2 separate regions of the Homo sapiens genome follow, and region 2 is linked to region 1. A link is a contact called in ENCODE Hi-C or POLR2A ChIA-PET data. All regions are on one chromosome and are shown on one strand. The core of a region is the stretch at or near the end of the contact, and the rest is flanking DNA. Distances in the headings are between cores, read along the strand shown.

Region 1 (6,680 bases), core at 1,610-4,109:
AACAACAGGCTGCAAAAATAAACATCAAATTTTTATGGAAGGAGTGAAGCAGTGTTCTTTGTTGTTCTAACTTGATGACATTAAAATATGTGGCTATAAGCTCTCTTAGTTACTTTATTTTTCTTGAGTCAATATTGGCCAGGAGAAGCTGATCTGAATGAGGGTCAGAGGTTAAGAAAATTATTTTATGAGGAATTTACCAAGTTTACCCCCGAAGAGGGAGAGTTAGAGAAAAATGCATTGGCAAACTTTGCTTTTTGACATAAATAACTAGAATTCACCAAGGGAACGGCCTGTGTCAGGGTTTCAGTGAGGGTTGTCAGGCAGTTTGATATTTGCAGAACCCCTCTCTGTCAGGCCTCTCCAAAGTTTAACTGCTAGGAGATCTGGGAAGCTCTCAAGACTGGCGACTGAAGATACTGATTTGCTTTGTGTCTGAGACACAGGCATAAAACGATGGCTACTGCCACAGATGCTTTCTGACAGAGCAGAATAATAGCACTCAGACTTAAACTGTACATTACAAACAATCCCTTTTTAAGTACAAAATGAATGCACAGAATGGAAGACCCTGTCAGCTAGAATACAAGTAAATCAAGTAGAAGAAGACAAATTATTCACTCATACCACTACAGCCAAATTTTTATTCTGCTAACTGCACTGTCATGAGAGAGCTTTTCTTCTTTGTCAGATGTTAATATTTATGCCTAGTGTTCCATTATCGGAACGCTAAGCATGTGGGAGTTATTTATATCCTACTGCTCGAGGTCATCGCCAAGGTCTGATTGCAAAAATTCAAAAAATTGCAACCATAAATGGGTTAAGAAAATCGATACATCATAGTTATTACAAATATATGAGGCACTGGATGCATTTCCTCTGAGAGCCAATCAAATTACAGGATATGTTTCCTAACTCCCCACACCTATTCCAGTTTAAAAGTTGTAGCTTGAGTACCAGGAGTAAGAACACGTGAACCCTTCACTCCCAGGGCTAGCTTTTCCTGCTGTCAATTTCATAATTATATTGCTCCGCCCCTTGGCTTAGCACTTCCTTTCCCCTCACTACCTTCTCACCCCAACCCCCAGCAATGAATCATCAGGCCTTTAAAGAGACTTAGACGACCCAGTGTGAACTTCGCTGGCATCCTGTACATTCTTATGCCAAAAAAGGGGAGTTGCTCTAAGACAGAAACTAGCCAGACCCTGATGCAGATCTTGGAGGCAACAAGCTTGGGTGCTTATCTGGGAAGATCAGCGAGGAGTTAATTTTCCTAGATCGCAATGGTGATTCAGAATTGCATATCTTAGTTCATGATTGGGTTTTTAAGAACCCAGTTCGACCCTTTGTACAGAAAGGAATATATCAAAGGGAAAAATGTTGGCAGATCTCCTTATGCAATCAGGGCAAAGGAATTTATACCACATTCAACTCTTTGATTTCTCCAGATCTGGCTGAGGGTGGGGTTTCCATATTTGTGCTTTGGCAAATGTGTCCAATAATTAACTCCTCCTGATATATGCCCCTAGTGTTCTTCCAGGTTATCATGTGCTTATTTGTGCATTTATTAAAACCAGAAACATTTTTGCCCCTTCATTGTTTAAATACTGTGTCTGAGTAATACAGGTTAAATAGACAACAAGAGCCTTGCCTTTTAAAGACTTTACTCCCCACCTAAAGAGGTGAAGGAGATATCATTTAAATAACATTATGCGTGTGCATATACCTTCTATATGGAAAGCCCTTTCTTCTCCTCCCTCCTTTTTTTTTTTTTTTTTTTGCATGGAGATTTTATCCTCATGCTTTTGAGATCCGGCTCAAGCATCAACACTTCTGTGAAGTCTTTCTTGATTATCACAGGAGTCTGCGGCTCTGCCCAATGTGTGAGTCAGAGAAGTGCTATTTTCTTATTCTTTTTATTTATACAATATTTTTTTAAACCTCTAACCGAAAAAAACAGGGCCATAAGCACAGATGGAGAGAGTATCCTAAGTGGGAGCTCTCTTACTTGAATACTTCCTGCTACTCCCAAACCCATTTGACCTCCCTTACAGTTTCAGCGTGCAACTGCGCTTCCTTTGTTTATGCTCCAATTATGTGACTCCCCTCCACTGATCAGTTTTTCATGTAACTTTCCACTGCCCTCTGTTATGAGTTGAATTGTGACCCCAAAAGATACATCGAAGTCCTAACCCCAGTAACTATGAGTGTAGCCTTATTTGGGAGTAGCATTTTTGCAGATGTAATTAGTTAGGATGAGGTTTTACTGTTTTAGGGTGGACCCTAAATCCAATGCAACTGTTGTCCTCATAAGAAGAGAAGACACAGAAACAGAGGAGACACAGGGTAGATGACCATGTGAAGACAAGGCAGAGACTGGAGATATGCTGCCACAAGCCAGGGAATGCCAGGGATTGCTAGCAACCACCAGAAGCTAGAAGAGGCAAGGAAGCCTCCTCTCCTAGAGCATTTAGAGAAAGGATGGCCCTGTTGACACCTTGATTTCAGACTTCTAACTTCCAGAACTGGGAGGGAATAGATACCTGTTGTTTTAAGCCACCCAGTTTGTGGTACTTTGTTATAGCCATCCTAGGAGACGAATGCACCCTCCTTATGAGATCCATGATTCCAGGTCTGTTGGATTCTCCTTTCTTCTCTTTATTTACGTATATGGCCCTACCTCTTCCTGCTGCAGATACTCCTAGGTAATCTGTTCTGGATGTACTTTTGGTCTTGCACCTATGACAATACCAATAAACAAAGAAAAGGTCTAATGGAATAGAAAACTTACAGAGTTCTAGAACCGCCTCCTCGTCATCCCAGAAAAACATCTGGCTTCTGGCTCCAGGCCTCAGAGAGCACAAGTACATTACACTCCTGCACGGGGCGTCAGCTGGTGTCGGCGTCCTCCTCGGCCCTCCTCAGCTCCCTCTGCTGGGCGCCCGATGCACCAGCAGCTTCCCTCTTCAGAAGTAGTCTTCCAGCATGTGGGTGGGGTTGGGGTGAAGAAGAGACCGCAAAAACTAAATTAATTTGATATTGAGGAAATACAATGCTAATTGTTTGGCTTTCTTTTACTGTCTATTTGAGTGTTATCAAAGTGCTTATGAAGACCTTGGTCTTTCTGATTCTCCTTTTTCAAAAAACCAAAAAAAACCGAGAAGCTCATTTGTTTCAGGAAGTTTCCCTGAGCGAGTGGAAGGGGAGGCCTCACACTGAAGCCAGAATACAAAGGAAGTCCTCTTGAGATGGATAAAGCAGTTCTTACATGCAAATCTCAGAAAATGGCAACTCCATCTTTCCACCTGTTCAAGCCCAGAACCGCTGGCAGTGTCTTGACTCTCTCGTCAGACCCCACATCCAATTTGCCAAAAATCCAGTTAAATCTACCTTCAAAACATATCCAGAATCTGACCATTTTTCAGCCCTGGGACTGCTACCACTGGAGTTAAACCACCACCGTCCTTCGTCAGGGTTACTGCGACAGCCTCCTAAATTGGCCCTTACTTCTCCAGTTACCGGCCCACACCAGTCTACTGCCTGCATTAGGTTGATGCCACAGCTCTGCTCAGAGACCAAGGGCTCCCCCAAGGTCAAGTAAAAGCCCTTCATGGCCTACAAGGCTGGCCTCGATCAGGTCCTCAACTTTTCTGATCTCATCTATCCCTGTCCTTGCTCCCACACTGCCAGCCTCACTGTCCTCTTTGCTGGTCCTCAAATAAGCCAGCTGCTCTCTTGCCTCAGGGCCTTTGTATTAGCTGTTCCCTCGGCTTGGAATGCTTTTCCCTCTTGTGTTCGCATGGCCCACTCCTTCATCTTCTTCAGGTTATTTTTTCTAAGAATCAACCTCCTAGTGAGGCCTGCTGTGAACACCCTACTAAAAATTCTACTCCCTCACTTTCCCGATCCACCTTGCCCTGCTCATTTATCCCATAAATGTGTTGCTTTATAACATTCTATGTCATCTACTTTGTTTGTTTGTTTATTGTCAGGAGGGCAGAGATTTTTTTTTTTTTTTGTCTGGCTCATTCATCTAGAATAGTTCTTGGCACATGATAGACACCCACTAAATAGGCATTGACTATTAAATGAATTAATCAGTAATGTTTTCCAGAACCTACTATGTGCAAAGTTCTGTCAGCCCCCAACACAATGATTATCTCATTAGGAGCTAATCCAAAACTAATCCATCTGGTCCACACTATGGTATAATATATGTTCTCTTTACTTGACCTTTGCCTTAGTGTCTGACATGACTATTAAAGCTGAGTTGGAATGAACTGAGTCTCACACTCAGGCTTTGCAGATGTCATTTCATTTCATCCCCATGATGATACTGTGAGATAGAGATCATGATTCTCACTTATTAGGTGATTAAACTGAGGCTTGGAGTTTAAAGGACCTGCCCAAAGTTCAGGGTCACCCAGCACTGGTTTCAAAGTGAAGTTATCCACCTATGCAGCTTGAGAATTGTTAACAAGTCATTACCTGAATGAAATAGGACAGTTACAGTCATAACACTGCATTGCAATGTTTTGGCTAAGGGACCATTTTTAATCCAATCTCTAGTTTTTGGATTATACATGAATTGTGAATAACACCTGTATCCCAGAAATTAAAGCTAGTGATGCTCATTGAGAACTGAGTATTTCTCCATAAGCGAATTGGCTTCAGATCAACCTAAGTGGTTTCCCAACTAACAGAACTCTATTCCAGCTTATAATTTTTACTCATGCTGCTACATGGGCTGGAAATGATTCTCACTTGAGGTTCATGCTTGAATCCCTAGAACCCTTTCCTATTAAAGTCCTGTCTAAAGTATCCCATTACAGTAAGGACGAAGGAGATCGTAAAGGGCCAACATGAATTCTCAAGGCTAATTTAATGACTTAATTTCCTTCAGTTACTCTGGGCTGAACTTCTCCTGTTCTACCCGCAAGCTTCCCAGAGTCCTCTGTGACCAGAATCGAAGCATAGTGTCTGAAAGTAGCCTGGCCACACAAGATGTGCAAAACACTGTAACCTCTTCACAGCCTCACTCCACTTTGTATTTGAGGGAAATGATTCTAGAAGCTGAAATAGACCAGAGTTCAACAGTCTGGGAAATTTGAAGAAGAAAAAAGGAAGAGAAAAAAAAAAAAAAAAAAAACCAAGCCCTGCATTTGCAGAGATGTGAAGAGAACCCAGCTCTCTGAAGTTGGAAGGAAGTGAGAAGACCCTATTTGTGGCTGCAGGAGAGGAAAAGAAAAGAGACCCGCAAGGAAACTACCAACAGATGGTAAATACATTTTTAATTCTTCTGTCATACTGTGTGGACTTGTGCACATTTGTCCTGCTGTGTTAGGCTCCCGAAATAGCTAGCCATGGAATTGCAGAACAGTTCTGCTGCAATTTGAGATTTAGGAAACCATGCTAGCTGACAAAACAGGAAGGGCTCATAGTAGGATGGAGTGGATTTGCTCCCAGTTTGCAGCTCCTCAATGTGGCATCTGCTGTCATTCTTAGTGCAGGAAAATTCTCTCACATGTCAGGTCTCATTGGTGATGTTTTGCAACATACTATCTCAAATTGCCCCCCGAGCCCTAGTTATAATTATTAAATGTTGACACTATGCATATAACTCCCAAAGATTAAAGAGAGTGAGGTCCATTGATTTATGAATCCTGAGTCCTCCAGGGAACATCACAAACACACATGGCAGCCCAGATCTCTTCACCTAGTCTTCCTCATACTTTTGGTATGAGGTTGCTCTACAAGAACCTAAAGAGGTAGGACACAAAAGCACATTCAGTTGACTCCACATCTGAGAAGTGACCAGTGATTGGTACCAGGAATGAGTTAGGTTCCCAACCCCAACACCATCTCTCAGTGCATCTGCAAAAAAAAACCACAAGTGTCAATTAATCTAACTGGATGCAGGATAATGAGGAGAGGGTGGCCTATTAATTATAGTGTGAAAATATAGCTATATAATGCCATTTTATTAGAACTGGAAAGATCCTTACAGAATCTAGTTCAATTATTTTTTTTTCATTTTATAGACAGGAATCTGGGCCAAAGAGTTGCAGGAAATTGGCAAAGATCATACAACTAGTCTGTGGCAAATTCAGTACTGGAACCTAAGACATCTCCCTCCCAGTCCTGTGTTTGTTCTCCTCTAGTCCTCATAGAAGGTGGACACTGCTGTGATGAGCAAAATCCAATTCTAGAAGATTTTGATCATGGCAGCCCGCACACTTGGGTTCTTATAAAGTGAGATGATGGCATTTCTGTCTGGTCTGTAGATGTTTGGGAAACTGGTTGATATTCTTTACAAGTAAGATTTCAAGCTAAAATAGATTTGTTAATTTCTGTCCTAACCCCCTGTGGATTGTTTCTAGATTATATAGCTACCACACTATTTGGCACAGCTGGGATCCTCTTTTCATGAAATAGCAGGGAAGATTGGTAGATAAGGATTAAAAAGCACTGGCAGAGGAGACAGGGAGACTTACACAATTACTTCCTACCCAGTGCCTTCCTGGTCTAGGAACTTCTTCCAGCCTCTTTTGGAGAGAGAGGTAAGTGGGAGGAAAGGGGATTTTTATCTTTTTAGTAAAAGAAAGGATAACAAAAACACTTTAGCACTGCTCAATTTGATGAAATCTTGATTTCACATAGTTTAAGTTTCTACCAGACTA
Region 2 (6,680 bases), core at 2,046-4,545, 150 kb after region 1:
TTTAAGTAATGTTTTATGTATTTTTAACATTTAAACTTTCTTAATCATTTTTGAAAATAAGAAAAATAATAAATTTGGGGGTAGATTGGTTAATAAAATTAAGGTAGTTTCAAATATTTCTCTTATTAAGAGATGTAATTTTATGACTCATTCAAGCAAAATAAGTATTATATAAATATAGTTACATGAATTTGGGGGAATCATTATATAATTTTTAATTTAATTTTTATTTTATCCTCAGCTCCACTGCTCTCCACCTCTGAGTTCTAGTCACCTGAGGAGATAATCACATTCAATCCTTTTAACATTCTTTTTTATATTTACAATAACATTTAAAAATAAGTGGTTTATGTGTTTGTCTGTTTTCACGCTGCTGATAAAGACATACCCGAGACTGGGTATTTTACAAAAGAAAGAGGTTTGATGGACTTATAGTTCCACGTGGCTGGGGAAGCCTCACAATCATGACACAAGGCAAGGAGGAGCAAGTGAAGTCTTACAGCAGGCAAAGAGAGAACTTCTGCAGCGAAACTCCCGTTTTTTAAAACCATCAGATCTCGTGAGACTTGCTATCAAGAGAACAGCACAGGAAGGATTTGCTTCCATGATTCAATTACCTCCCACCGGGTTCCTCCCATGACACGCGGGAATCGTGGGAGTTACAGTTCAAGATGAGATTTGGCTGGGGACACAGCCAAACCATATCAGTTGATATTACTATTCATAATTTAAAATTTAACTACTAATTATTTTTTTCTTTTATGGAGATAAAAATTTAACCCTCTTACACCCTGTCCCTTATATACACATACACATAATACTTCCAATTTCTTCAACTTCCCAATATTATTATAATTATGATTATAATTATGTTAAAATTGTTCAAGCTAAGGCACAAAAGGTGATATAAGTATATTTACTCTTTTTGAACGACTTTTTGTTTTTTCTAGAATTTACAGTTGTCCTGTTGTTTTCATGCACTTTTTTTATATACCATGTTTTCTTCCCCTAAGCACTTCTGTAAAGATGTAAAATAAATCACTTTCTCATGAGCAAAACACAGGGAACTGAATCTACTCTGTATTTTTCTCATCAGTATCTCTCCTAGAATCCATAACCTCCTGATTTAATCCGAATCTGAATGTAGCTTTCATCCTGAGCCTTCTCTTCATCATAACACTGGAAAATCTCTGATCCTGTTGCCTGGATTTATTCTCCTTCTCTTTATTGCTTTATTCTCTTGCTTAAATGGAATGCATCCTCCTATAGCTTCATGAGAAAGAATATGTGAAAAGTTGATTTTTGAGAACTTGTGTGTTTTCTAATGTCTTTTCTTTTGATACTTGATTAATAATACCTTTATTATGTAGAATTCTAGGTTGGACTAATTTTTCCTGATAATTTTCAAGGTATCATTGTGTTGTTTTATAGCTTCCAATTTCGCTATTCAAAAAAACAGCTCCATATGATTACTGATTATTGGTGTTTGATCTTCTCTTTTCTCCAGCAGCCTTTATGGTTTATTTCTTATTTTAGGTTCTGAAATTTTACAATTATATTTTATTTAATGTTAGTTTTTTCTTCATTCATTTTAGCCATCAATGGAACCTTTCAATCTGCAAATGAATGATCTTCAGTTTTCGACATTTTTCTTGTATAACTTATGTGATAATATCACCCCTTTAATTTTTCTATTTTTCTATTTTACTAGAATTTTATTAATCCATTTAGGCCCCCTAATTTTCTTTTCTTTCATGTTTTTCATATTTTTGTGCTTTTATTGTACTTTCTGAGAGATTTCCTCAAATTTACCTTGCATGTTATTATTTTCAAAAAAATCTTATTGATTCAATGCCCACAAACATTTGTGGAGTATTTATTATATTGAAGTTACTATATTTAAGGCTGGTTGTGGGGAGAAAAACAAGTATAAAAAGTCCCTCAATTCAAAAAACTTATAATCTGCAAATTTATAAGCAAATACCTATAAAATAAAAGCTATGGTAATTTGAGTTAACAAATCTGAAAGTAAAGAAGGAAGAACTGTTGTAACTATTATTCTCATTTCTCAACCAGAAGTGCAACTAGTGAGAATATTAGCAAGTTAATTAAAAAAAAATATTACTAGTGGGCACAGTGGTTCACGCCTGTAATCCCAGCACTTTGGGAGCAGGAGGCAGGAGGATCCCTTGAGCCCGGGAGTTTGAGGGCAGCCTTGGCAACATAGGGAGACCCCATTTTCTACAAAAAATAAAAATAAAAAATTAGACTGGTGTGGTGATACATGCCTGTGGTCCTAGCTATTCAGAAGGCTGAGGTGGGAAGATCGCTTGAGCCCAGGAGGTGGAGGCTATAGTGAGCCATGATCATGCCACTGCACTCCAGCCTGGGCAACAAATCGAGACCCTGTCAAAACACACACACACACACACACACACACACACACACACACACACACACACACACCAAATTACTAGTGATTATATTAAGAAAGCAGATGAATTTTCTATTCAGATTGACACTACTGAAGATAAAACTTTGATTGACATTATAGTTCAGTAATTCTAATGTATGTCTCAGAGCCCATGCTAGACATAATTAGCATAAGGTTAAATTCTGGAGAAAATACATCCCATCCCATTACAGAATATTTTGAGATCAAATAATAGTGCTCTTAAACAAGTGTAGGATATTCAACTACTGGCACACTCTACATGAAGAAATCACTCAATTGGTTTTTGTCCTGGTTAAAAAAAGAGTCATCTAACCAAGGTCACATATGGGATTATTCACAAGTCTTAAATCTCGTAATAGAATGGATAATGGGGACGCAAGAAGGGATATTTCACAGTTTTGACTCAAAATGTCTGAGCAGCATTTATAATAGAGCAACATAAAAGAATTGCTATTTGACACAAACAGCGGGAGACTCTGATCCACTTTTCTCAGTATTATGGAAGCAAGACAGGGTTGGTTCTAGAAAAGGAAGTTGAAAGACAAAGCTGTTTTGCTGTGAGAAAACCCACTCAAGTAAATAGTGGCTTTTTGTGCCTCAGGGTCTAGAAGGAAATGCTAACTGAAATTGTTGGGTGGATGGGGACAATGTTTTGTCTGCAGATATGAAAGATGCTCCTCTGCGGGATATGCTGGCATTTGACATTGCTAAAGAAAGCTTAACTGTTCTGTGACTACTGTTCTTAACTGGAATCCTTCCATTTCAAGGACCTCTCATCACTGGGCCCCAGTCTTGGGAGTAGCTTTGAGAAAGTGGTACAGCACATAGCTTTGTTGAGTTTTTGTGGTCACAATCTATAACATTGCGTCCGCGTCATAGCTAACCCAAGTTTTGTCAAGGGATAAACCTGCACTAGGGCTGTGGACAGCAAAATGAAGCATGCTTCTGCATGTCTAAAATAAGTGGATTAGGCAACTCATTTCATTGATTTAACTGAATCAGACCTCTGTAAAACTGATCCAAACAGCTATGTGGCAATTAGCTGGTTGCACGCCATAAAAATTGAGTGGTTCATGAGTGGTTTGTATGTTTAATGGATTTCTTCCTTCAAAACATTATTTTTGTATCTTAAAAGCTTAACACAGTGTTTGGCACAGCACAGGTGCTCCATAAACATTTGTTAAATGAGTTAGCTCTAAGAAGTCAGACTAAGCAATTTAGTTCCACTCTTACTACCTGCTGTGCTAAAACTCTCCTTGGCTGATTACATATGACACTTACAAAACCTTTGTTGTTTTTTATATTGCATTTCATCAGTTCCTATTAGGTTTAAGGAAAAGAGGTGGAAATAGTTTTTCGGCAAATATTTACGGAATATCTACCATGTTCAATGCACTGTAGAATTCTGAGACCATCTTTGCCCTACAATAGCTTACATCCTCAAAGAGGAGATAAGAGATATACACACAAGCACAGTCTCAGAATTACAGATCTCTAATTAATAAATTTATTCACATGCAATTGGTATGCTCCAAATATTATATATGGGGTACAAATCCCCTTTTGCTTAATGCTTAATATTGTTTAATGTTGAGACTAAAATGACTCTAGGCCATCCCTGGCTATGAGTAACAGGTTTTTTTTTCAGAGTTCACTTTGCTAAGTATTTCTAGAAAAGTTCTGGGGGTTGCTGTGGTGGTTTATTTTCATTTGTCGTTTCTTGAGTATATTCTCCTCTTCTATCTGCCAGCTCTGAGCACCAGGACATTGACCTCTGCTGGCTGCACTCTTACACCGCTCACGTTCCATGATCCATGGGCTTCTGGTTGGGTTGGGCCAATGGGAGGCAGTGGCAGGAGATGGGAGAGGGGAGTGTAGAGAGAAAGAATGGAGTTTTCACCCCTCTTCCTCCCTGCCTTGGAGCTGTTCTGAGAGCAGCTGCATATCTCTCAGCTATAGGTCCCGTCTGGAGACCCACCGCTCAGCTCACTGGAGGCTATGGTAGCATCATTCATCCCTTGCCCCTCGTGATGGTTAATGCTATGTGTCAACTCAACTGGGCCACCTAGTGCCTAGATAATTGGTCAAACATTTTTCTGGATGTGTCTGTGAAGATGTTTCTGGATGAGATTAACATTTGAATTGGTAGACTAAGTAAAGCAGATTGCCCTCCTCAATGTGGGTGGGCTTCATCCAGTCAATTGATGTCACAATAGACAAAAAGATTGAGTAAGAAGGAATTCCTCCCATCTGGGTGCTTGCACTGGGACACCAATCTTCTGCCTCTGGACTCAGACTTGAACTGGAACTTACATCTTCATTCTCCTGGGTCTCCAGCTTGCTAACTACAGATTTTGGGATTTCTCAATCTCCATACTCATGTTAACCAATTCCTTATGATAAATCTCATTCTATAGATGAAGAGGTAGGTAGGTAGATAGATACACAGACAGACTGACAGACAGACAGATAGATAGATAGACAGACAGATAGATAGATATAGCTTCCCACTGCTTTCAGCCTCTGGGTGCCTCAGCATTCCTTGTTTGTTCTCTGGCTGCATTCTCATCATTGTAAATAGTCCTTCAAAAAAGTTTCTCAAAATCACAGTTGAATTTACCATCTGTTTTCTGCTGGGAGACTCATACAGTTGCTCATGAACATCAATGAAAATTCATGATGCCAGTTAGGAGGGTACAGGAATTCAGACACCCTGAGCTCAGAGGCACATTAAGGCCCACTTCCAAAACTGCTGGCCTCCAGACACTCCCACCCGCATCTCTAGGTTTGTTCAACAAGGCCCCATCTCCCTCATTTGAGTGAAGGTTTGATGTTGCCTAGAAAATAAATAATTTGGATAGTTCATTTACTATAACAGAATTCCCCAATCTGGAGGTGCTGGAGAATGAAACTGATATGTAAAGATTTGGTTTGACAGTCACGCATCACTTAACGACAGGGATGCACTCCGAGAAATGTGTTGTTAGATGATTTTGTCATTGTGCAAACATCATAGACCTAGATGGTACACAGACCTAGATGGTAGAGCCTACTACATACATAAGCTAGATGGTAGAGCCCATCACTCTCATGCTACAAACTTAGACAGCATATTACTGAACTGAATACTGTAGGCAATTGGAACACAATAGTAAGTATTTGAGTATCTAAACATACCTAAACAGAGAAACAGTACACTAAAATACAGTATAAAAGATTAAACAATGGTACACCTGTAAAGGGCACTTACTATGAATGGAGCTTGCAAGACTGGAAGTTGCTCTGGGTGAGTCAGTGAGTGAGTGGTGAGTGAATGGGAAGGCCTGGGATGTCACTGTACACTACAGTAGACTTTATAAATGCTGTACACTTTGGCTACACTAAATTTAGAAAAAATTTTCTTTTTTCAGTAATAAATTAGCCATAGCTTACTATAACATTTTTACGTTATACACTTTTTAATGTTTTTAACTTTTTGACTCTCTTGTAATAACACTTAGCTTAAAACACACATGTTATATAGCTGTACAAAAATGTTTTCTTTATGTCCTTATTCTATAAGTTTTTTTCTATTAAAAAATTTTTAAACATACGTGTGCATGTGTCTTTGTAGTAGAATGATTTATAATCCTTTGGGTATACACCCAGTAATGGGATTGCTGGGTCAAATGGTATTTCTAGTTCTAGATCCTTGAGGAATCACCACACTGTCTTCCACAATGGTTGAACTAATTGACACTCCCACCAACAGTGTAAAAGTGTTCCTGTTTCTCCACATCCTCTCCAGCATCTGTTGTTTCCTGACTTTTTAATGATCGCCATTCTAACTGGCATGAGATGGTATCTCTTTGTGGTTTTGATTTGCATTTCTCTGATGACCGGTGATAATGAGCTTTTTTCCGTGTGTTTGTTGGCTGCATAAATATCTTCTTTTGAAAAGTGTCTGTTCATATCCTTCACCCACTTTTTGATGGGGTATGTTTATTGCAGCACTATTCACAATAGCAAAGACTTGGAACCAACTCAAATGCCCATCAATGTTAGACTTTGGATAAAGAAAATGTGGCACATATACATCATGGAATACTATGCAGCCATTAAAAAGAATGAGTTCATGTCCTTTGCAGGGACATGGATGAAGCTGGAAACCATCATTCTCAGCAAACTAACACAGGAACAGAAAACCAAACACCGCATGTTCTCACTTATAAGTGGGAGTTGCACA

The links. A loop is a pair of places that touch in the nucleus more often than their neighbours do. ChIA-PET counts read pairs that join two places held with the same protein, here RNA polymerase II (POLR2A). Pooled maps may share reads with other maps.
Region 2: a pooled map shows a loop between it and region 1 (2.3-fold over the local background). The contact joins two enhancer-like sites. A Hi-C loop is called at or near these places in 2 of 50 pooled maps. POLR2A ChIA-PET finds 5 or more read pairs at or near these places in 4 of 52 experiments (AG04449, AG04450, IMR-90 and 1 more).

The regions. Positions count from the first base shown.
Region 1 is chr6:16,768,217-16,774,896 of GRCh38, forward strand. It overlaps LOC124901268 (a long non-coding RNA gene), which reads left to right. Exons shown (of 2, transcript XR_007059480.1): 1 at 1-5,278; 2 at 6,381-6,680. Among named protein-coding and RNA genes, the nearest start is that of ATXN1, 10 kb to the left of the region's middle. RefSeq lists an enhancer at 902-1,196. Within about 2 kb of position 2,860, at least 7 of the 41 ENCODE cell types and tissues checked have a DNase peak (open chromatin) inside an H3K27ac peak, as active enhancers do; they include IMR-90, where a contact is called at or near this core.
Region 2 is chr6:16,918,221-16,924,900 of GRCh38, forward strand. No RefSeq gene overlaps it. Among named protein-coding and RNA genes, the nearest start is that of ATXN1, 160 kb to the left of the region's middle. Within about 2 kb of position 3,296, at least 2 of the 41 ENCODE cell types and tissues checked have a DNase peak (open chromatin) inside an H3K27ac peak, as active enhancers do; they include IMR-90, where a contact is called at or near this core.